Linked DNA regions of Homo sapiens: region 1 is linked to region 2. Evidence: read pairs that join two places in POLR2A ChIA-PET (ENCODE). Cell type or tissue: HCT116. All regions are shown on one strand. Links, peaks and the distances in the headings refer to the core of each region. The heading gives the core; the rest is flanking DNA. Region 1 overlaps ARL13A (ARF like GTPase 13A). Region 2 overlaps CENPI (centromere protein I).

Region 1 (13,257 bases), core at 4,575-12,574, 110 kb after region 2:
TCTAACTTTTTTATTTTCGTGTACCCACTGATGGTAAATTAATAATTTAATTGGGGATTGAAAAGCCATGATTTCCTAATTCTGTCAATCGGTCTGTGTTTATTAGCTGTCACTTTTTTTTTTTTTTTTTGAGACAGAGTTTTGCTCTTGTTTCCCAGGCTGGAGTGCAATGGTGCGATCTCGGCTTACTGCAACCTCTGCCTCTCGGGTTCAAGCAGTTCTCCTGCCTCAGCCTCCCAAGTAGCTGAGATTACATGCACCTGCCACCAGGCCCAGCTAATTTTGTATTTTTAGTAGAGATGGGATTTCACCATGTTGGCCAGGCTGGTTTCGAACTCCTGACCATAGGTTATCCACCCACCTCGGCCTCCCAAAGTGCTGGGATTACAGGCGTGAGCCACTGTACCCAGCCAGCTGTCACTCTTTTATAAAAATGAGCTTTTCCCTTTCTAGAGGGTATGAACTAGAGTTCCTCCAAAAAAGCCAGGTAAAGACCTAAGTCTTTCCCTTTTAATACCAATTTTTAGAGCAAGAAGTTAGTATAATAATTGCTTCCTAATAATTACTATGGTGACTGTATGGTAAATGCACCTGATAGCAATAACTGAAGATAGCAATAGCCTGAGAATGGCCCCGTATGGCAGATGCACCTGAATGCGATAGGGAGTTTCCAGCTCAGGAACCCAGAGATCCATTTCTGATCTATGGGGAACATCTGAGCTCCTGGCCTGTCCCGTGAAATGCAGGCCATACGGGGAATTGAGGCCCTTTGTTTTGGTTTAAATGAAGGTTGCCAGCTGCAGGTTGTTAGGGGGAGGGTGTTAGGTGAAAATGCTATATAAACCCCATGCATTTGCAAGTGGTTGCAGTTCCGTCCAGCCCATCACCACTGGAGTCTCCCTTGAATGTAAGACCCCAGTTAAAAACAAAAAAGCAAACAAACAAAAAAACACCATGTCTTGTTTGCTGTCTCTGGATCTGTTCTTTGGCCTCTTGAATCTGGTTCTGTCCAAATTGGAGTTGACAGTGGTCTGGCACAATAGTGGCAAAGTTGTTTCCCCCTGCTTTTTTTTTTTTTTTTTTTTGAATATCACTTGATTCGGTGATTTGCTTATTTGAATTCCGTGTTTTAAGCTCAGTTCAATTATTTTCCTTTTGATGCTCAAATTTTCTACAGTTTGACCAGTGGGAGTCCCTTCAGCTGGCTCTCATGTCACTTAACATGCCTCCATTAGTATTTGAGTACTTCCTTAGATTCTGGCACAAGATTCCCAGGGTCACTTTACATTTTCCTTGCCCTAGTCCTGGAACCAGCCATTTCCAATGAACCCTGGTTCCTTTCAGTGTAGAATGGTGTTTAGAAACCAAGATCCGGGCTGGGTGCAGTGACTCACGCCTGTAATCCCAGCACATTGGGAGGCTGAGGTGGGAGGACTGTTTGCATCCAGGAGTTTGAGACCAGCCTGGTCAACATAGCGAGACCTCCATCTCCACACACACAAAAAAATTTTCCAGGCATGGTGGTGTGTGCCTGTAGTCCCAGCTACTGAGGAGGATGAGGCGGGAGGATTACTTGGGCCTGGGAGGTCGAGGCTCCAGTGAGCCATGATTGTACCACTGCACTCCAGCCTAGGTAACAGCGTGTGGCCCAGTCTCAAAAAATATATAAAAAATATTGATGCCTGGGCCCCAGACATTCCAATTTAATTGGTTTGGGGAGGGTCTTAGTCATCAGTCTTTTTAAAATTACTGTCCACCCTGCCCGGTGATTCTAGTATGCAGTCAAGGTTGTGAACCAGTAGTCAAGATTTACCTGTCAAAGTGTGATCCCTGGACCAGCAGCTTTGGCATCACCTGGAAACTTGTTAGAAATGCACACATTTGGGCTCTCCCTCAACTGAATCAGAAACACTGGGGCTAGGGCAATCTAATTTAACATGTCTTTCAGGTGATTCTGGTGTGCATTCAAATTTAGGAACCACTGGTTCAGAGCAACTATTCTCAGCCTTGGTTGCACATCACCTGGAGACCGTCAAAAACAAGTTCCTGAGTGTCATCACTTCACATTCTGATTTAATTCATTTTGGGTGTAGCCCTATCATCATTATTTTAAAAGCTCTCCAGATGACTGTTGTGTAGCCAAGGATGAGAATCACGTTGGATTTTTGGTCTCTAAGCCTGGTGTTTGGTGTGATGAGTAAAAGTGCACACCAGGTTGCAGATAAAACGTAACTACAGTAGTTGGGTAATACATAGGCCAGATAGCTTGTCTTTCTGCTTGCTACTCTTCTAGACTTACCCAGGTGTTCTGAGCACTGGTTTGCAGTCCTTTGCAAAGGTTTTTATTTCTTTAAAGCACTTCCTTTCTCATTCCTTCTGCCATTATTTTGGGGGGTGTGGTAGAAAGTAGGGCTAAGGTATCATCAGCTACTAGTAATTCTAGCGAAAGATTATAATTCCTAGCCTAAGTTAATAAAATTAGCTCTCAGGCCGGGTGCGGTGGCTCGCGCCTATAATCCCAGCACTTTGGGAGGCCAAGGCAGGTGGATCACCTGAGGTCAGAAGTTCCAGACCAGCCTGGCCAACATGGTGAAACCCCATCTCTACTAAAAATACAAAAAATTAGCTGGGCACGGTGGTGGGCGCCTGTAGTCCTAGCTACTCAGGAGGCTCAGGCAGGAGAATCACTTGAACCCAGGAGGTGGAGGTTGCAGTGAGTGGAGATTGCGCTATTGCACTCCAGGCTGGGCAACAAGAGCAAAACTTCATCTCAAAAAAAAAAAAAAAATTAACTCTCATACATGTGAGAGAAAAGTGAACTCATTTTAATATTAAAGTAGAACAGTTATCCTCAGCCTGATTCCCACTCCTCTTCTAGAACAGGCTTCTTCTCATTAGGCTCATCTTAGAGTTGCTGAACCAATGAGTGCAAATTTTGTCATTGCCTTTTCAGATTTGGAGTTTCACCTACTATGGTGGTTTCCAGCCTTGGCTGCACATCATTGGAATCACCTGAGGGATCTTTTTACAAAACTTCCTAGTTCCTGGGATTTGATCCTCCAGAGATTCTGATTTAATTGGTCTGGGGTGTGGCCCAAACATCTGAATTTTTAAAAGATCCCCAAGGTGATTCTAATTTGCAGTCAGTCAGGGTTATGATCCTCTGATAAGGGCTGTGGTTCCCAAACTTGTATGTATATTAAAATCTCCCAGGGATCTTTCCAAACTTCCAAGTGCAGACCATGTCCAGACCAGCTGAGTCATCACAATCACTGGAGGTGGGACACAGGCGTTGGTAATATTAAAATTTCCCCGGTGATTCCCATATGCAGCCAGCATTGAGAAGTACAGTATTATGGTATTAGATAATGCCCTTTGATTGTTTTTGGGCTGGAAGGGAGAAGATGATTGTCATTTGTTGAGATGTAAGTCTTCCAACCCTTTATCTTCAAAATCACATTGGAAATTTATAGCTTACAGGGGCATCATTGTCACTTTCCTAAGGAATATATTTCAAAATGGCATGCCCATAAAGTGCAGTCATGAAGCTCCCTTAGTACTTGCCAATTAATGTTAGTGCAAAAGGACAATTGAAATGAAATACAGCTATTATGTCTGACACTTAACAATTTTCCATCAGGTGATTCTATTTCATTAATACATGTATTTCCACATTGTTTCTCATTGTCTCTCTTCAAAGGAGACTAAGCAGGGTGGCAGTGCCCACATGTGGCCCAGAGCCACACAATGGAGGAACATGTAAATATCCTCAAGTCCATTTGTGACTGTTAGGGACATTCATGATACATGGAGGGGAGAGGCCTTTGCTCTGAGGATCTACAAAAGGAATTGAAATATTTCAGGATATTGGTATTTACCATTTGCCTTTACTGATTACCTTTATACGTAACCAAGCCAAGGAATATCAGAGAGGGCTATACTAAACTGTTTAGTAGTCTGTCTCCTCCAACTAGACTGTAAGGTTTAAGAGGACAAGAGCTATATCTTGGTCACTGTTGTATATGTAACACCTAGCACAGTGTCTGAAATATGGCAGGTGCTTAGATAGGCGATATAGCATACTGGCCAAGCAGAGCAGTTTTGGAGTCAGGCTGACCTGGCCTAAATCCTGACTCTATCACTTACATGCTCTGTGATCTAGGACAAGTTACTTGACCTCTCCAATGCTCTTTTTACCACCCATCTCCATGTAAAATAAGGATAATAATAGCACTTATCTCATGGAGATTGCTGTGACCAATTAGTGAAACAATCTGTGTATATATAAAACACTTTGCAAATTGCTTGGCACATAGCATGCATGAAATGGGTGTCGTTTTTTTTTTTTTTTTTTTGCGACAGAATCTCGCTCTGTCGCCCAGGCTGGAGTGTGGTGGCACCATCTTGGCTCACTGCAACTTCCACCTCCTGGGTTCAGGTGATTCTTCTGCCTCAGTCTCCCGAGTAGCTGGGATTACAGGCATGCGCCACCACGCCTGGCTAATTTTGTAATGGGTGTCATTCTTAATCATCCGATTATTTGTTGACAAATAAATGAATGTCATAGCCTGCTTTCCCTTCCCATTATTGAGATTAACTGGCAAAAATAATTTGTTTCCTGTAAGTTTTCTTCTTTTTTTTTTTTTTTTTGAGATGGAGTCTCACTCTGTCACCCAGGCTGGAGTGCAGTGGCATGATCCTGGCTCACTGCAACCTCTGCCTCCCGGGTTCAAGTGATTCTCCTGCCTCAGCCTCCTGAGTAGCTGGGATTACAGGCATGTACCACCACGCCCGGCTAATTTTTGTATTTTTAGTAGAGATGGGATGGGATTTCACCATGTTGGCCAGGCTGGTCTCAAACGCCTGACCTCAAGTGATCCGCCCACTTCAGCTTCCCAAAGTGCTGGGATTACAGGCGTGAGCCACTGCACCAGGCCAATTTTCTGTGTTTTCAATAATTAATTTTAGGCAAGTCAAACCAAACACATCGCAGAGTCCCTTCCCTGTTGGTGTGGGTGTTTCTCAGCATTTATGTTTTAGTCAAATATTACAGCTTTTAGTAAAAATTTATATACGGTTTGAAGAAAAATGAAGCATAGAAAGCAGACAAGGAAGGCTATTTCTCTCATTTTGTCACCTTCATAATGTTGGTTGCTAAAAATAACCTACTTGTCAAATCATTTTGTACTACTGCGAGAAGTGCTAATGTAAGACATGTTTTCTGAAAATAACTGTGATGAGGCGTCTTGGATTAAGGGCTTTGGTACAGAAGTGATGGAGTTCCCTTCTGGGTAGAGTGGCTCAGGATCATAACTTGCTTAGAACACCTACTAGCTTACCCTTTCAACTCCTTAAGAGGAAACCTGTTTGTAGGATTTTTTTTGTAAACTAACCAATCTATAAATGTTGTATGGGATCCTGAATTAAATCTTGAACAACAACAACAAAAAGGACATTAGTGAAAACACCGAAGTCTAAATAAAGTCTGTTGTCTAGTAACTAGTATGATGATAATGTTAATGTGATAGTTTTGATCAGTGTACCAGAAGATGAGATGCTACCGTTAGGGGAAGCTAGGTGAAGGGTATACATGAACTTTCTGAACTACAGTTACAACTCTTGAGTAAATCTAAAATTATTTCAAAATGCAAAGTTAAAAGAAACTAACTATAGTCTTTGGAAAACTAAATATACTGATTGAAAGCTAATTCTAGAAAAACCAGGTCTGGAAAGGTGTTAAGGCCACATCTCGAGGGAGAGAATTTTACTCACTCAGATACCCAGATATGTGCTAGATGTTTGACTGACTGTAAGTACCAACCCTGACAAGGTGACAAGAGGGGTAGTGTGCAACAATTCTTTTACAAATATGGAACTTATAGAAGCCTATCAAAAAAAAAATCTAGTTCCTTTCTTTCCATATAAGCAAGGCTAGTTCAAAACACAGTGGCCCAACTAAAAGAGGTTCAATATAAGTTATTTTTTGGTTTTTTGTTTTTTGAGTAGCGTCTCACTCTGTTGCCCAGGCTGGGTACAGTGCTGTGATTATAGCTCACTGCAACCTCAGTCTCCTGGGCTCAAGTGACCCTTTTTTTTCAGCCTCCTGAGTAGCTGGGACTACAGGCATGTGCCAACATGCCTGGCTAATTTTTGATCGTTAGTAGAGATGAGGTCTCGCTATGTTGCCCAGGCTGGAAATGTAAATTTTCTTAATCTCCCATCTTAGACTTATTTGGTCGGCTTGGAGTTAGGAAGGAATTTCTCACTGTAGTGCCAAACCTGAAATGGTAATTGTGTTTGAGCAAGTTCCCTGAACATAAGGGGGCGAGGGGAGGAAGAGGAACGATCCAGGCCATTTTTGTTGATACATAATAGTTGCACATATTTTTTCATGTGATGTTTCGATATATGCATACAATGTGTAATGATCAGATCAGGGTAATTGAGATATTTGTTGCCTCAAACATTTTTTCTTTGTTGGGAATGTTTAAACTCTTCTAGCTGTTTTGAAATATACAATAAATGATTGTTAACTATAGTCACCCTACTGTGCTATTGGACATTAGAACTTATTCCTTCTATTATAACTGTATGTTTGTATTCATTAACCGACATCTCTTTCTCCGCTCCCCGCTCCACCCTTCCCAGCCTCTGGTATCTATCATTCTATTCTCTACCTCCATGAGATAACTTTGTTAGCACCCAAATATGAGTGAGAACATACGATATTTGTCTTTGTGTGCCTGGCTTATTTCATTTAACATAATGACCTCTAGTTCCATCCACGTTGCTCCAAATGATGGGGCACCAGCCCCCTTAGTATTCAGTTCTCCTTTAGTCCCTGAACCACATTATCAGTGGAGTTAACTCCTGTGTTAGCTAAAAGACAGGTGTCTTTGTAACCTAGTGTAATCAGCATGACAATTTTCTAAAAAAAAAAAAATGTATATTAAGAATGTGTTGGAGTAGGGGGTGTGGAATGTAAAAGAACTGTGGAACTCTTCATTCTTTTAAGTTCTTTAGAGAAGTGCTCTTATATGTATGCTTTACATAGTTAGGATCAGCATGTATATCTGCTCTTTCCTATTCTGCTGTTTTCACTTAACATTATTTCACATTCTGGTTTCCACCCACACAGTGCACATAATTGCCATCTTTAATGGCTGTGTAACATTCCATTGTATTGAATAGCATGCCAGTTGTTAGGACCGGGCTTATTTTTCTGAGCAGATCTAAAGGCCTGCTGTCTCATAGCACCAGAGGTCTATTTTAGTTCCTGGATGTGGCGACTAGCATGAGCGTGGGATCGCGTGGGATTCCTGAGTCATCAGTGCACAGCACAGCCTGAGTGCTTTGTTAACATTGCTCTCCCACCACCCAACAGCAGAGCCACCTCAGCCTCCCTGGACCAGATCCTGGCACTTACTGGGCACAGGGGTGGAAGTACATTCCCCCTGAGCTGATATTATCTATGTGCCAATAGCAGAAAGCATCTGCCACCTTCTCCTTCCTGGGATAACAATTGTTTCCTCCAGAGCTTGACATGAGAAAAAAGGCAAGGGGAGTGGGAGAACATTTTATTACAGCTGAAGGAATAAGGTACAGATCAGGGGTGCCATGGCTATAGTTCTTTTAGTTGCAGCTATAAAAATACAGCGGGATGAGGGGATGGTTTCAGTATTGGAAAGTTGGGTGACAGTTCTCATTCTCTATACACTTTCATGTCAGAAATTTAAGTTTTGGTCTTCCAATAAAGGGTTTACAGGGTTGAGTAACAAAGCAGTGAGTCCAGGCTTGACCCTTAAGTCAGTCATAGCCATCTTATGGTTAAGAATACTAGTTGGCAGGATTCTCCTGAGAAGAGTGATGTTGTGTTGAGTGCACTTATTACATCTTGCCAGTAGCAACTGCCTTGAAAATAAGTGATTTGAAGATGTTATTGAGAGGAAAGAACAATATTCAAAACACAACTGGGGCTGGGCACAGTGGCTCACACCTGTAGTCTCAGCACTTTGGGATGCCAAGGTGGGAGGATTGCTTAAGCCCAGGAGTTCGAGGTTGCAGCAAGCTATGACTGTGGCACTGCGCTACAATCTGGGTGATAGAGCAAGACCCTGCCACTAAAACAAAAATAAAAACACAACTGGTATGGCCCAAACACCCAACACTTGAATCTCTGGGGGATTTATAACTAGTTTAGCTACTACTGGTTTCCATGCTCCAACCCTGAATTATCACTGTTCTTTCTTAACCTTTGCTGCGTGCTAACTATATGACTCATTTCCTACAGAGGTCATAGATTGCTTAACAACCCTGCTGACAGAGTGCTACTGGCAGGTAGACCTAACACATGAATGACAAGTGAGGACTGGAGTGCAGGAATTGAAAACCATTCAGAGCAGAAGGACCTCTCTACCTATTCATAGTGAATTCTCTAGTCAGAAAGCCCAGGTCTGTCCCTGAAAGATAAGATAGAAACATACCCAGAGCCATATGAGTGAATGATAGGCCAGGGTCATTCATAAGCTGCAAGTGCCTCTGACGGGAGCTACATTCTAAACATCTTGGAGAGTGACCAAGACATTGACAACTAAAGAAAAGAAACCCCAAGGCAACCACTTGCCTTTAAGAAAATTTGCCCTCCAGGCTCAAGAAACTATCCATTTCTTGGTCCCTGGGCTGCCCCACTGAGAAAGAGATTTGTAAAACCTCTTTGGCAGATTTAGGATTCTGAAAGAGAAAAATATGGGAGGCGTTGGTTGTAATTACCCTAGATTCTCTATTCACTTTGTACTTGACAGTCTAAGACATCTCTCTTTGGGTTGTTTTCTACAGAAAAGTGGATACCTATCCCAGAAGGGGGACTATAGCTTTCTAATGATCTCACCGAGCTCCTTCCCTAAATCAACATAATAGTAGCTAATATTTAATATCCTACTTAGGGTGTGCCAGGCACTATTCTAAACATTTTTGTGTGTATCATCCCTTTTAAACTTTACAGCAGGCCTTTGAGGTAGGCACTGTTATTCCTGCCTTCACTGGGGGAAATTGCCTGGTCACCCAGCTTGGTAAGAGGTTTGGAAAGTATATTAACAGCCTGTAGCAACACAATTAAGATTCACTCAAAAAGAGATTTTTTTTCTTTACATGACTAAGGGTACACTGATTGTATTGGGAGGAGGGTATCTAAATAACTTTTTGTGATTGATAGATTCTATGTAGGAAAATTTGGTTGACACCCAGGAACACCTACATTGCACAAAAGGAAGTATGCCAATATACTGAAATTCAGTTGTGTTAGATGTTGTTCAACTTAGATTCTTCACCCAGCTCACCTTCATAGGGTACAATCCCATCCCTTTTTCCCATCCACTTTCTCTTCTCTATTGGCTGAGAAAGTATGCCTGCCTCATAAACACACATGTTATAAAATGTGCATGATCCAATTTTCTTACGGTTTGTTGATTCGTAGTCTCCTGCCTCATAAAACTCTTATTCAGGAGAGAGATTTGTTGCATCCCCAGGTGAGAATGATTGTCAGCAGAATTCTCCAGCGATATTTATCAGGCAAATTGGAGGAAGGTAGATGGGCTGAAAGGCCAAAGAAGACCCAGGGAGGATACAGTATTTTTGAACAGAGTAGAGCACTGGCTTGGGCACATGAGATCTGGATTTTTAGGAGCAGCTCTGCCAGCCATCAGCTGTACCATCTTGGGCAAGCCACTTAACCTCTCTGCACCTCAAGTTCCTCATTTTTATAACAACAGGGGTTGGACCAGAGGCTCTGTAAGGTTCCTTTCAGCTTCATAATTCTAAGCTGTGCCTCAGTCAGAATCCTATCAAAGACCTATAAGGTGCTTGGGATGGTTTCCTTGAAGATAAGAGCAAATGATGCAACCATCTACAGTGTCAGACCTTCCAGATGGGGTTGTAAGAGGGATCTTTCTGTACAAAGTTTCTATCCCTCAGAAGCAGTTATGAGTTAGTTCATTTATACTGCTTGGTGAGATGGTATAGGGTAGAGCAAGGGTTATGGAGTAGGACCTTAGTTTGAAAACCATTTCTGCCACCTCCTGTCCCAGGGTCCCCAGGGAAAAATTATTTAACCTCTCTGAACATCATTTTCTGCCTCTGTAAGATGGTGGTGGTAGAATCAACTTCAGAGGGTTTTGAAGATGAAAGGTAATTATATATATAAAGCACTTAGCCCAGCACCTGGCAAAATGGAAGTGCTGAATCAACAATGTGTGCTACCACTATTGGTGTGCTTATTGATATTAACTTAATTCTCCTGACACGGGCATGGATATACTTCAACATTTTTTTTTTGAGACCGAATCTTACTCTGTTGCCCAGGCTGGAGTGCAGTGGTGCAATCTCGGCTCACTGCAACCTCCACCTCTGGGGTTCAAGCGATTCTCCGACCGCAGCCTCCCAAGTAGCTGGTGTTACAGGCTCGTGCCACCATGCCCGGCTAATTTTTGTATTTTTAGTAGAGATGGGGTTTCACTATATTGGCCAGGCTAGTCTTGAACTCCTGACCTCAAGTGATCCACCTGCCTTGGCCTCCCAAGGTGCTAGGCATGAGCCACTGCACCCGGCCAGCATTTTTTCTTAAATAAAGCTTTCTCTTTCTTTCTGGCTTTAAGTAGCTCTAGAGTCAGAAAGATCGGGATTGAATTCCCTGCTCTGCTTTTTTTTTTCCTCACCCCCAAATTTTAAAATTCAATTTAATTTCTAAATTGATATATATGTACACATTTTGTGGGTATGTATGATAATACATCATCTAATTTATGAAGATCAAATCAGTGTAATTGGGATATCCATCACCTTTAATATTTGCCTTTATGCTAGAACATTTGAGTTATTCTCTTCAAGCTATTTTGAAGTATACAATAGATGATTATAGTCACCCTACCAATCTGTCAAACTGTATATATGTATCCATTAATCAGCCTCTCTTCATCTCCCGCCCCAACCCCCACCGCCCCGCACTTTCCTGTCCTCTGGAAACTGCCAGTCTATTCTCTATCTTCATGAGATCCACTTTTTTTGTAAGCTCCCACATGTGAGTGAGAACATCCTGCTCTGCTTTTTGTAGGCAGTGGGACCTTGGGCAAATTTGACTTTTCTGCCCCTTAGTTTCCTCATCTGTGAAATGCAGTCAGGTATAGTGCTTACCCCCAAGGGTTGTTGTGAATAAGATAATGGAAATAAAGAATTTAGCACTGTGGGCCGGGCGCGGTGGCTCATGCCTGTAATCCCAGCACTTTGGGAGGCCGAGGCGGGCGGATCACGAGGTCAGGAGATCGAGACCATCCTGGCTAACACGGTGAAACCCCGTCTCTACTAAAAATACAAAAAGCTGGCCGTGGTGGTGGGCGCCAGTAGTCCCAGCTACTTGGGAGGCTGAGGCAGGAGAATGGCGTGAACCCAGGAGGTGGAGCTTGCAGTGAGTCGAGATCACGCCGCTGCACTCCAGCCTGGGAGACAGTGAGACTCTGTCTCAAAACAAAACAAAACAAAACAAAAACTTAGCACTGTGCCTGGCATCCAGAATGCACTCAATAAATGGTGGCTGTGCTGCTCATGGTGAAGGTAATATAGATTGAGCATCCCTAATGTGAAAATCCAAAATCCAAAATCTTCTAAAATTAGAAACTTTTGGAGTCCTGACATGACACTCAAGGACATGCTCATTGGAATGTTTCAGATTTTTGGATTAGGGATGCTCAACCAGTAAGTACATATAATGCAAATATTCATAAATGAAAATAAATCTGAAATCTGAAATGCTTTTGGTCCCAAGCATTTCAGATAAGGGATACTCAACCTATAGTAGTAGTAATGGTAAATAACTACTACCACTACCACTGCCACCCTTGGGATAGAGGGATCAATGCATTCAAGTGCCTACATTTTTTTGCATAGCTAACCAAATTGTTGGTAGAGGCAGCAGTTGCTGTTCCTGAAGGGACAGCAAAGCAATTGTTCTGGGCTTCACAGACAGTGTCTGGGGCTTTAAAACAAAGTTGTTTATGGAGGTATGACTGAAAATGATTCAGTAGAGCATAATTCTCAGCAAAGAAGTTCTATTTATTTTTGCCAATCCTTTTCTGCCTAAGAACCTTAAAGAAAAAAATACTTATTTCTAAATGAACCCTGTATTTCTAAGGCTCAGTTTTGGTTGATCACCCATGACTTATTGTCCACAAGCTTTGTCAGCAGCATCTCGGTACAAAGATGTAAAGTCTCTGTTCTTTTTTACCAAGGTGGTCTTCATTCTCAATGGATGCCATCTCACTCTTCTTGAGCCTCTCAGTGAGTATAGGATTGATTTGATGGCTAGAATATAGATATACAGGAACAACAGGGGTTCTCAGGGATGTGATATTAGAGTAGGTGGAGTTGTATGGGGAGTGTAGAAATATTATCAAATGGAAATTTAAAAACCGGGTAGTCCTGATAGTTCTGGAGATGAACCTGTTTGCTAAGGGAGGGATATCAACTGTTTCTTTTGGTTTCCCTCTGTTTTTCTCTTTACTTTCTCTGTTACTTTCTTTTACTTTCTCTGTTGAAAGTAAAAAGAGAAAAAGGTCAGTTATTGTAAGTGAAGCCAAGTGCCAGGCTTCCTGTCCTTCCCAGACCATTTCATGGTAGGAGGGTATTGGCCAGTTTCCAACAGGGTATAGACTGCACCCCATGAGGTGCCCATCCTCTGCCCTGGCCTCGTACTTTCTCTCACTCTTGCTCTCTCCCCTCTGCCCTTCATTTAAGTAGTATTAACTATAGGAACCAAAGGCTTCTTCACAGGAATTTTCCAGTAACATCTTATCTGTGTCCCAGGTATCCATTCTCTTTTTTGCCATAAGTTCTGGAGTTATAGAAAGGAAAATGGATTTAAATTTTGGACAAAGATTTAGGGGTAGTTATCTAAAAAAACACTTCCTCTTCTACCACTTCCTTCCGCTCTACTCTCTGCTCTCATCCTCACCCCTTGTCCCCAGAGCAGTGTCTGTCTCCTTGTTAGTGGCCCAGGCCAAGTCCAAGCCCCTCCATGTAGGTGTGACAACCCAAAGCTCCAAGGTAGCCAGGGATATAAAAGGCCATGTCCCTTTCAGAGCTGAGATGACATTATAATATTGACAGTTGACAATCTTGGAGACTGAGGTGCTAAGGAATACTGAGAATGAGTGGCCAGTAACTACAGCCTTTAAGCCCTCATAGCTTATTTTTGTATTGGGAGAAGTGATA
Region 2 (8,000 bases), core at 1-8,000:
ATGTATGAATTTAGAACATCGTACTTGTTCATCTGGAAAATATTGGCTCACTGAGTTATACTGAGCTTCCAAATGCTGACACATTTCATTATATGATAACTAAAAATCACAACATTAATACCATCACCAATTATTAGAAAAGTCTTTCAGGTATCTAAAAGCTGTCAGGTTCATAGTGGCAGATACAAATTTTCCAAACTTTGATTTTTCACTTGAATGCTCAAATTCTATCACTGGCAACAGATACGGCCAGTTGTTTTCTTTGAAATAACAGGACTGTTTTGTTCATTTTCAAGAAAACATCTTCCAAGTACCCAAGTCTGTATAACTACGGTTCGTACGTCAGTCATTCTTTTTTTTTGAGACAGAGTCTCACTCTGTCGCCAGGCCGGAGTGCAGTGGCACAATCTTGGCTCACTGCAACCTCTGCCTACTGGGTTCAAGTGATTCTCCTGCCTCAGCCTCCCGAGTAGCTGGGACTACAGGCATGTGCCACCATGCCCAGCTAATTTTTGTATTTTTAGCAGAGACGGGGTTTCACCATGTTGGCCAGGATGGTCTCAATCTCTTGACCTTGTGATCCACCTGCCTCGGCCTCCCAAAATGCTGGGATTACAGGTGTGAGCCACCGCGCTTGGCCATCAGTCATTCTTTCAAATAAAAATGGAGCTAGTTTGGCTCGCAACTCAATCACACAAATGCTTTTCCTCAGAATAACCACTGTACTTTAGCATGCAGGAGGACTTTGTTTGTACTTGCCATTTCATCATACAGAATATTAAAGATGTAGAGATTTAATAAAACTAATGAGTTAATTTTTACTGCTTCATTTGACATTAAGTGAAATTAGCATTTTTTTTTTTACCACAATGAAGAACATAATGAAGAATATGCTAGTATAGTTTGGTGCCACTGCCTTGATTCCTGTTAAATGGCCAGCAGTTTTACCCACCATTGCTTTAGCACCATCAACGCTAAGGTGAACAAAGTGAAAATGGCAAATAATACCTTGGTATTATTATGAAAATAATTTTGACCTCTTGGACTTCCTGAAAGGGTCTCAGGAAGCCCCAGGGGGTCCACAGACCATATTTGAGAATTTCTTGTCTAGGACATCATGTTATACCTAGATTATCATGTCAGCTTCCTAACTAGTATTCCTGCCTTCAGCCTCTCTCTTAATTCACATTGTTGGGAACTACTAGATATAGCTTCCTACAAAGCTGCTTTCAACATATTCTAGCCAAAAATTTTCAGTGATTTCCCCACTGAATAAAGTTCCAATTCCTTAGCATCACATTGGAAGACCTCTACAATCTGTCCTCACCCAACTTTTTCAGGCTTACCACCTAACACCACCTCTAATTAGGTCAGGCTGGTCTATTTAAGGTCTCCTAAAACACAATTTACACACCTCACAACTTTGCTTGAAATATTCCCATCATATCAAGTATCACTTTCTGTCATCAAATCCCAAATCCTATTCAACCTGTAAGGCCCAGCTCAACACCCACATACTTTATGGTGTTTTAACTAATCATTTTGATTTACAGTGCTTTCTTCCTTCCTGGAAATATTACAGCAATTATTATCCTCAAACTATCATATACTGTTTTTGATAATTTATGTGATTTCCTTAATTCCCCAATGAGATTTCAAGTTCGTGGAATATAGAAACCCTATGCTAAACTTTGAATCTTCTACAGTGGCTAGGACAATGCAATGAACACACTGGAAACATCATTTTTAAAAAATAAAATCAATAAATGAATTCCCTTCCCAAAGGCAAGAGCAATACAGTTAGATGAGTGATTCACATGGTCTGTGAACTACTGATGGTCCTTGAAAGTCTTCCAGGTGGACAGTAGATTGATTTCTTAAAGTTATTAATGTTTTTAAGAGAAATAATTATGCTATTTAATCAAAATCACTCCATTGGCACTCATGAAAAGTAATCCTCTCCTTCTCATTAATTCTGATGAGGCTTTTGCAGTGTTAATCAAGAAAATGTAGAGTAAATGACTCAAAGGACTCTGTTGAAGTGGTTTAAAAGGGAAAAGATGGCAATGAGTGCTCCAGATCAGCAAACAAGACTCCAACGTGGAATCAACTTTATCTGTAACATTTTTATTTCCTTAAAAGAAGACATAAAGTAAATACGATAAAAATTTTCTATTTGTTAATCTGAGAGACAGGTGCAAAATAGAATGTTATTATTTGCCCTTTTCTGTATATTTGATATGTCTACGTTATCTTGGTACATTTCTATATGTTTGATATATTTTTAAAATAAGGAAAAACATATTGTGTAGCACACTGAAGCATATATGGTGCATCAATATACACACATGTACTATTTGATTGATGCCTAATGCTGTCCAATTTTTACTTACCAGTGCATCATCTTGCAATGAAGCAAAAAAGAAGCCATAGAGCAAGTTAATTTGCTCCTTACGATCAATGAAGTCAAACATTGCAACCAGCCAACGATAAAAAAGTACCTATTGAAGAGACAAAATACTTATCTTTAAAGAAATATAACTGGTACAGAAGAGTTTAATTCCGCCCCCCGTCCCCCGCCACCAGGGCTATTTTAGAAGCTTCAGGCACAAAGTAGAATAATAGATTTTATTTCTCAGTAAAAATTTCTGTTTGAACATAGTCCTTGCATCAAGATATATTGTTCCAAAACTACAGGCTTTGCACAAAAGGCCAATGCCATTACTTCATAAGTGGCTCTTCCTTGCCAGCCCTTAAGTGGTTCTGAAGGACTTATCATCAAAGTGTTTAAAAAGATTACCTTGGTGCTACCAGAACACTTGCCAACACAAAGCCAGGAGACTGCCTTAACCACAGAATCTTCTGATATTACTGTTGCTGGGATCATGCACTTCAATATCCGTGTGTTTACAGCATTTCCTGGAAAGGAGACAAGCTAAATTAAACTACATTTTAGTGTCTCGATTGTTCTTTTACTATTATTCACTCTTGGATCTAAAAATCTCACATTAGGCTGGGCGCGGCAGCTCATGCCTGTAATCCCAGCACTTTGGGAGGCCATGGTGGGCAGATCACCTGAAGTTGGGAGTTCAAGACCAGCCCGACCAACATGGAGAAACCCTATCTCTACTAAAAATATAAAAATTAGCTGGGCGTGGTGGAGCATGCCTGTAATCCCAGCTACTCGGGAGGCTGAGGCAGGAGAATCGCTTGAACCCAGGAGGCAGAGGTTGCGGTGAGCCAAGATCACGCCATGCACTCCAGCCTGGACAACAAGACCAAAACTCCATCTCAAAAAAAAAAAAAAAAAAAAAAACACCACACCTCACGTTATATTGAAGGCAATAAAAACCAACAGTATGTAAAATTCAGTATCTCTTATCATTATTAATAAATTGTTCAAAACAAAAATGTACCTTTAACTACTAATATACAATAAGGCAATAGTTAGGCACAGTGGCTCATGCCTATAATCCTAACACTTTGGGAGGCCGAGGCAAGCGGATCACTTGAGCCCAGGAGGTCAAGACTAGCCTGGGCAACATGACAAAACCCCGTTATCTACTAAAAATACAAAAATTAGCCAAGGGTGGTGGGGCAAGCCTGTAGTCACAGCAACTCGGGAGGCTGATGTGGGGGAAACACCTGAGCCCAGGGAGGTTGAGGCTGCAGTGAGCTGTGATCGTGCCACTGCACTCCAGCCTGGGTGACAGAGTGAGACCCTCTCTCAAAAAAAAAAAAAACTATAAGGCAAATTATTTGGTCCAAATATTTCTATTTAAAAAATATAAATGAGTACAGGGTTTCTTCTTGGGGTGATGAAAATGTTCAAGAATTAGATAGTGGTGATGATTACACAACTCTGTGACTATGCTTTAAAAAAATGCTGAATTTGGGGCCGAGCGTGGTGACACATGCCTATAATCTAAGCACTTTGGGATGCTGAAGCAGATGGATCACTTGAGCCCAGGAGTTTGAGACCAGCCTGGGCAACATAGCAGGACCCCGTCTCTATGGGAAAAAAAAAAAGATTAGCTGGGCATGGTGGTGCCTCCTGGGAGGCTGAGGCCGGAGGACTGCTTGAGCCTAGGAGTTTGAGATTAGCCTAGGCAATATAGTGAGACCCCAATCTCTACAAAAAATATAAAAATTAGCCAGATGTGGTAGCACATGCCTATAGTCCCAGTTACTTGGGAGGCTGACGTGGGAGGATCGCTTGAGCCTGGAAGGTGGAGGTTGCAGTGAACTGAGATCACACCACTAGACTCCAGCCTGGGTGACAGAGTGAGACTTTGTCTCCAAAAACAAAAATGCTGAATTTTTAAAACAATGAATTTTGCCGGGCACAGTAGCTCACGCCTGTAATTCTAGCACTTTGGGAGGCTGAGGCAGGCAGATCACCTGAGGTCAGGAGTTCAAGACCAGCCTGGCCAAGGTGATGAAACCCCATCTCTAATAAAAAAAATACAAAATTAGGCCAGGTGTGGTGGCTCACGCCTGTAATCCAGCCCAGGTGACAAGAGCAAAACTCCGTCTCAAAAAAAAAAAAAAAAAAATTAGCCAAGTGTTGTGGTAGGCGCCTGTAATCCCAGCCACTCGGGAGGCTGAGGCAGGAGAATCACTGGAACCCGGGAGGCAGAGGTTGCAGTGAGCCAAGATCATGCCATTGCACTGCACCCTGGGCTACAAGAGTGAAACTCCATCTCAAAAATAAAAAAATAAAACAATGAATTTTATGAGGGCACGGTGGCTCACAACTGTAATCCCAGCATTTTGGAAGGCCGAAGCAGGCAGATCATCTGAGGTCAGGAGTTCAAGACCAGCATGGCCAACATGGTGAAACCCCATCTCTACTAAAAATACAAAAATTAGCTGGGTGTGGTGGTGGGAGCCTGTAATCCCAGCTACTCGGGAGGCTGAGGCAGGAGAATCGCTTGAACCCAGGAGGCAGAGGCTGCAGTGAGCCAAGATCACACCATTGCACTCCAGCCTGGGCAATAAGAGTGAAACTCCATCTCACAAAAAAAAGAAAAGAAAAAAAATGAATTTTATGGTATGTAAATTATACCTCCAAAAAAGCTTTCAATCACAGGGAAATTTCAAAGATTTTTTTTTAATGGCCTAATAGACTGATTTATTTAAAGCTACTGACGGACACTTTGCATGAGGTGTTACATTTAAGAATGTATTTGTTCATGAGAGAATGTGAACCAGAAATAAAAACATAAATATAAAATTAAAAATATATATATTTGTACCATCCACTCACCCCAAAAAAGTGGGGAGAGTAGCAGAAGAGAACAGATATTCTTTTTTTTTTTTTTTTTTTTTGAGACAGGGTCTGACTCTGTCACCCAGGCTGGAGTGCAGTGGTGCAATCATAGCTCATAACAACCTCAAATTCCTGGGCTCAAGCAATCCTCCCACCTCAGCCTCCAGAGTAGCTGGGACTACAGGCACGTGCCACCATACCTGGTTAAGTTTTTTATTTTTAGCAAAGACAAGGTCTCACTATGTTGCCCAGGCTGGTCTCACATCCTGGGCTCAAGGGATCTGCCCACCTTGGCCTCCCAAAGTGCTGGGATTACAGGCATGAGCCACTGTGACTGGCCTAGAACAAGATATTCTTGGAATTGGCTGGCAGTAATACCATTCTACACTAGTCCAATCTTTCCACTTGATCTCAGGCCTCTATGGTGTTCTCCCATCTGGTAATAGAAATGATGTCACAGAGATCACCTGAGGTCAGGAGTTCGAGACCAGCCTGGCCAACGTGGTGAAACCCCATCTCTACTAAAAATACAAAACTTAGCTGGGCATGGTGGCGGGCACCTGTAATCCCAGCTACTCAGGAGGCTGAGGCAGGAGAATCGCTTGAACCCGGGAGGCGGAGGTTGCAGTTAGCTGAGATCACACCATTGCACTCCAGCCTGGGTGACAAGAGCAAAACTCCATCTCAAAAAAAAAAAAAAAAGATGTCATAGAGACTGGCTTTGAATATATCCTATCTCAATTTCTGTTAATTAAGGCTTCAAGAATTAGAATATATCTCATCACTTTCTACACTATCATTCTGTGGAGAAGAAAGGAAGCAGTGATGATAGGTAATGAATCACAAAAATAAAAATCTCTGCTTTCCACTCTTGTGGTTTCTTGTTTTTCTTGTTTTCTTTCTCACTCCCATCCACTAACTCTTCGAAATTTAAAATAGTCTCACCACCAACACATTACATGTGCACCAAATTCAAAGGGAGAATTCAATATTAATTCTATTTTTACTTCCAAGTGACTTAATTTTTAAAGAGTCTAAAGTCCCTTTGTACCTAATTATGATGACATTTCTACCATACCTGCCTCTAAATATGCATCTCAACTTACCAAAAGAGCTGCATGTAAAGATCTAGTAGGGATGGGGACATCACAGAAATAACTATAATAAAAGGGAGAAAAGGAATTAAGGAGGCCACATTTGACCTCAGCAAATTCCAGCTTAACAGAAAAAAAAAATGAAAAGTAACAATAGAAAGCCAGAGATTATTTTTTAACTTGCTATATAAAAGTTTCCCGAGTCTGAGGCATGCATTTTGAGACACCTCAAGTCCTAGCAGACATCAAGATAACCTAATCATTAATTTCTGAGATATCAAAAGGAGGCTGGGTGCAGTGGCACGCACCTGTAGTCCCATCTACTTGGGAGTCTGAGATGGGAGGATTGCTTGAGTCCAGAAGGTCAAGGCTGCAGTGAACCATGATCATACCACTGCACTGCAGTCTGGACAACACAGCGAGACTCTGTCACGAAAAAAAAATTTCTAAAATAGAAAACATCTGTATACTCCATACATGTTGTTTTTTTGTTTTGTTTTTTTGAGATGGAGTCTCGCTCTTCACCCAGGCTTGAGTGCAGTGGCATGACCTCGGCTCACTGCAAGCTCCGCCTCCTGGGTTCACGCCATTCTCCTGCCTCAGCCTCCCAAGTAGCTGCGACTACAGGCGCCCGACACCACGCCCGGCTAATTTTTTGTATTTTTAGGAGAGACGGGGTTTCACCATGTTAGCCAGGATGGTCTCGATCTCCTGATCTCGTGATCCGCCCACCTCGGCCTCCCAAAGTGTTGGGGTTACAGGCGTGAGCCACTGCACCCGGCCCCTACTCCATATATGTTTTAAGGTGAGATGGGAGTGGGAGAATTGATCTTGACAGACATTGTTCAGTTAAACATGGATTCCTGGAAAGATATTAGAACCAAATAATCTAAAACCATCTACAAGAAAAAAGCCAATTTTATTAGGTCTAATTTAACTTTCTAGGGAAACAGAGAACTAATCAGATAAAAATAGAGAAATAAAATACTTGACAGTCATATGTTGAATTCGGTTAGTAATGTGTTGTTACTTTAAAATAAATACACACACACCCCTGCAAGTATGCTGCTAGGGTATAAACAAAGGAATCTAACATGCAACAGCCAGGAAATACTTAGTATATAAAGCATTTGGTTTTGAGAGCTGTCTTAATTTTTCTTTTTTTTTTTTTTTCCCAGAGACAGGGTCTTGCTCTGTGGCCCACACTGGAGTACAGTGGCACCATCATAGCTCAAACTCCTGGGCTCAAGTGATTCTCTTGCCTCAGACTCCCAAGTAGCTGGGACTACAGGCACATGCCACTGCACCTAGCTAATTTTTTTTTAACATTTTGTAGACAAGGTTTCGCTTTGTTGCCCAGGCTGGTCTCAAATCTGGCTTCAAGCAATCATCCTGCCTTGGCCCCTCAAAGTGCTGGGATTATAGGCATGAGCCACTATACCCAGCCTTAACTTTTTTTTAAGTAGGAAAAAAAGCAGCAATGTGGTACAGTATAAGCACTAGAATGGGAGTTTGGACATCTTTAAGCAAGTCTCTTTAACTACTCTGAGCCTCTTTTTCCTCACCTTTAAATGAGAGTGTTTAGAGTCTAAAATATCTTCCAAGTCTGAATTTAAATGAGAAAAACTTAAAAG

What was found. ChIA-PET counts read pairs that join two places held together with the same protein. Peaks named below come from ENCODE experiments on the same cell type or tissue, not always from the same donor. Only the 100,000 strongest peaks of a DNase experiment are listed, where the experiment ranks them.
Region 1: POLR2A ChIA-PET joins it to region 2 with 6 read pairs; 2 of 35 experiments call an interaction of 5 or more read pairs at or near these places.

What each region holds. Positions count from the first base shown.
Region 1 is chrX:100,989,653-101,002,909 of GRCh38, reverse strand. It overlaps ARL13A (ARF like GTPase 13A), which reads right to left. Exons shown (of 8, transcript NM_001162491.2): 8 at 12,079-12,348. The coding sequence ends at 12,322. It also overlaps a transcript of TRMT2B not described here. Among named protein-coding and RNA genes, the nearest start is that of ARL13A, 27 kb to the right of the region's middle. RefSeq lists a silencer at 11,373-11,568. In HCT116, for the core only: no CTCF peak of the experiment used is centred there; DNase peaks (open chromatin) are centred at 7,259, 7,889 and 8,319; H3K4me3 peaks cover 2,104 bases; H3K27ac peaks cover 2,472 bases.
Region 2 is chrX:101,104,392-101,112,391 of GRCh38, reverse strand. CENPI (centromere protein I) reads right to left here. Exons shown (of 22, transcript NM_001386188.2): 5 at 2,801-2,919; 6 at 2,394-2,501. Among named protein-coding and RNA genes, the nearest start is that of CENPI, 10 kb to the right of the region's middle. In HCT116, for the core only: no CTCF peak of the experiment used is centred there; no DNase peak of the experiment used is centred there.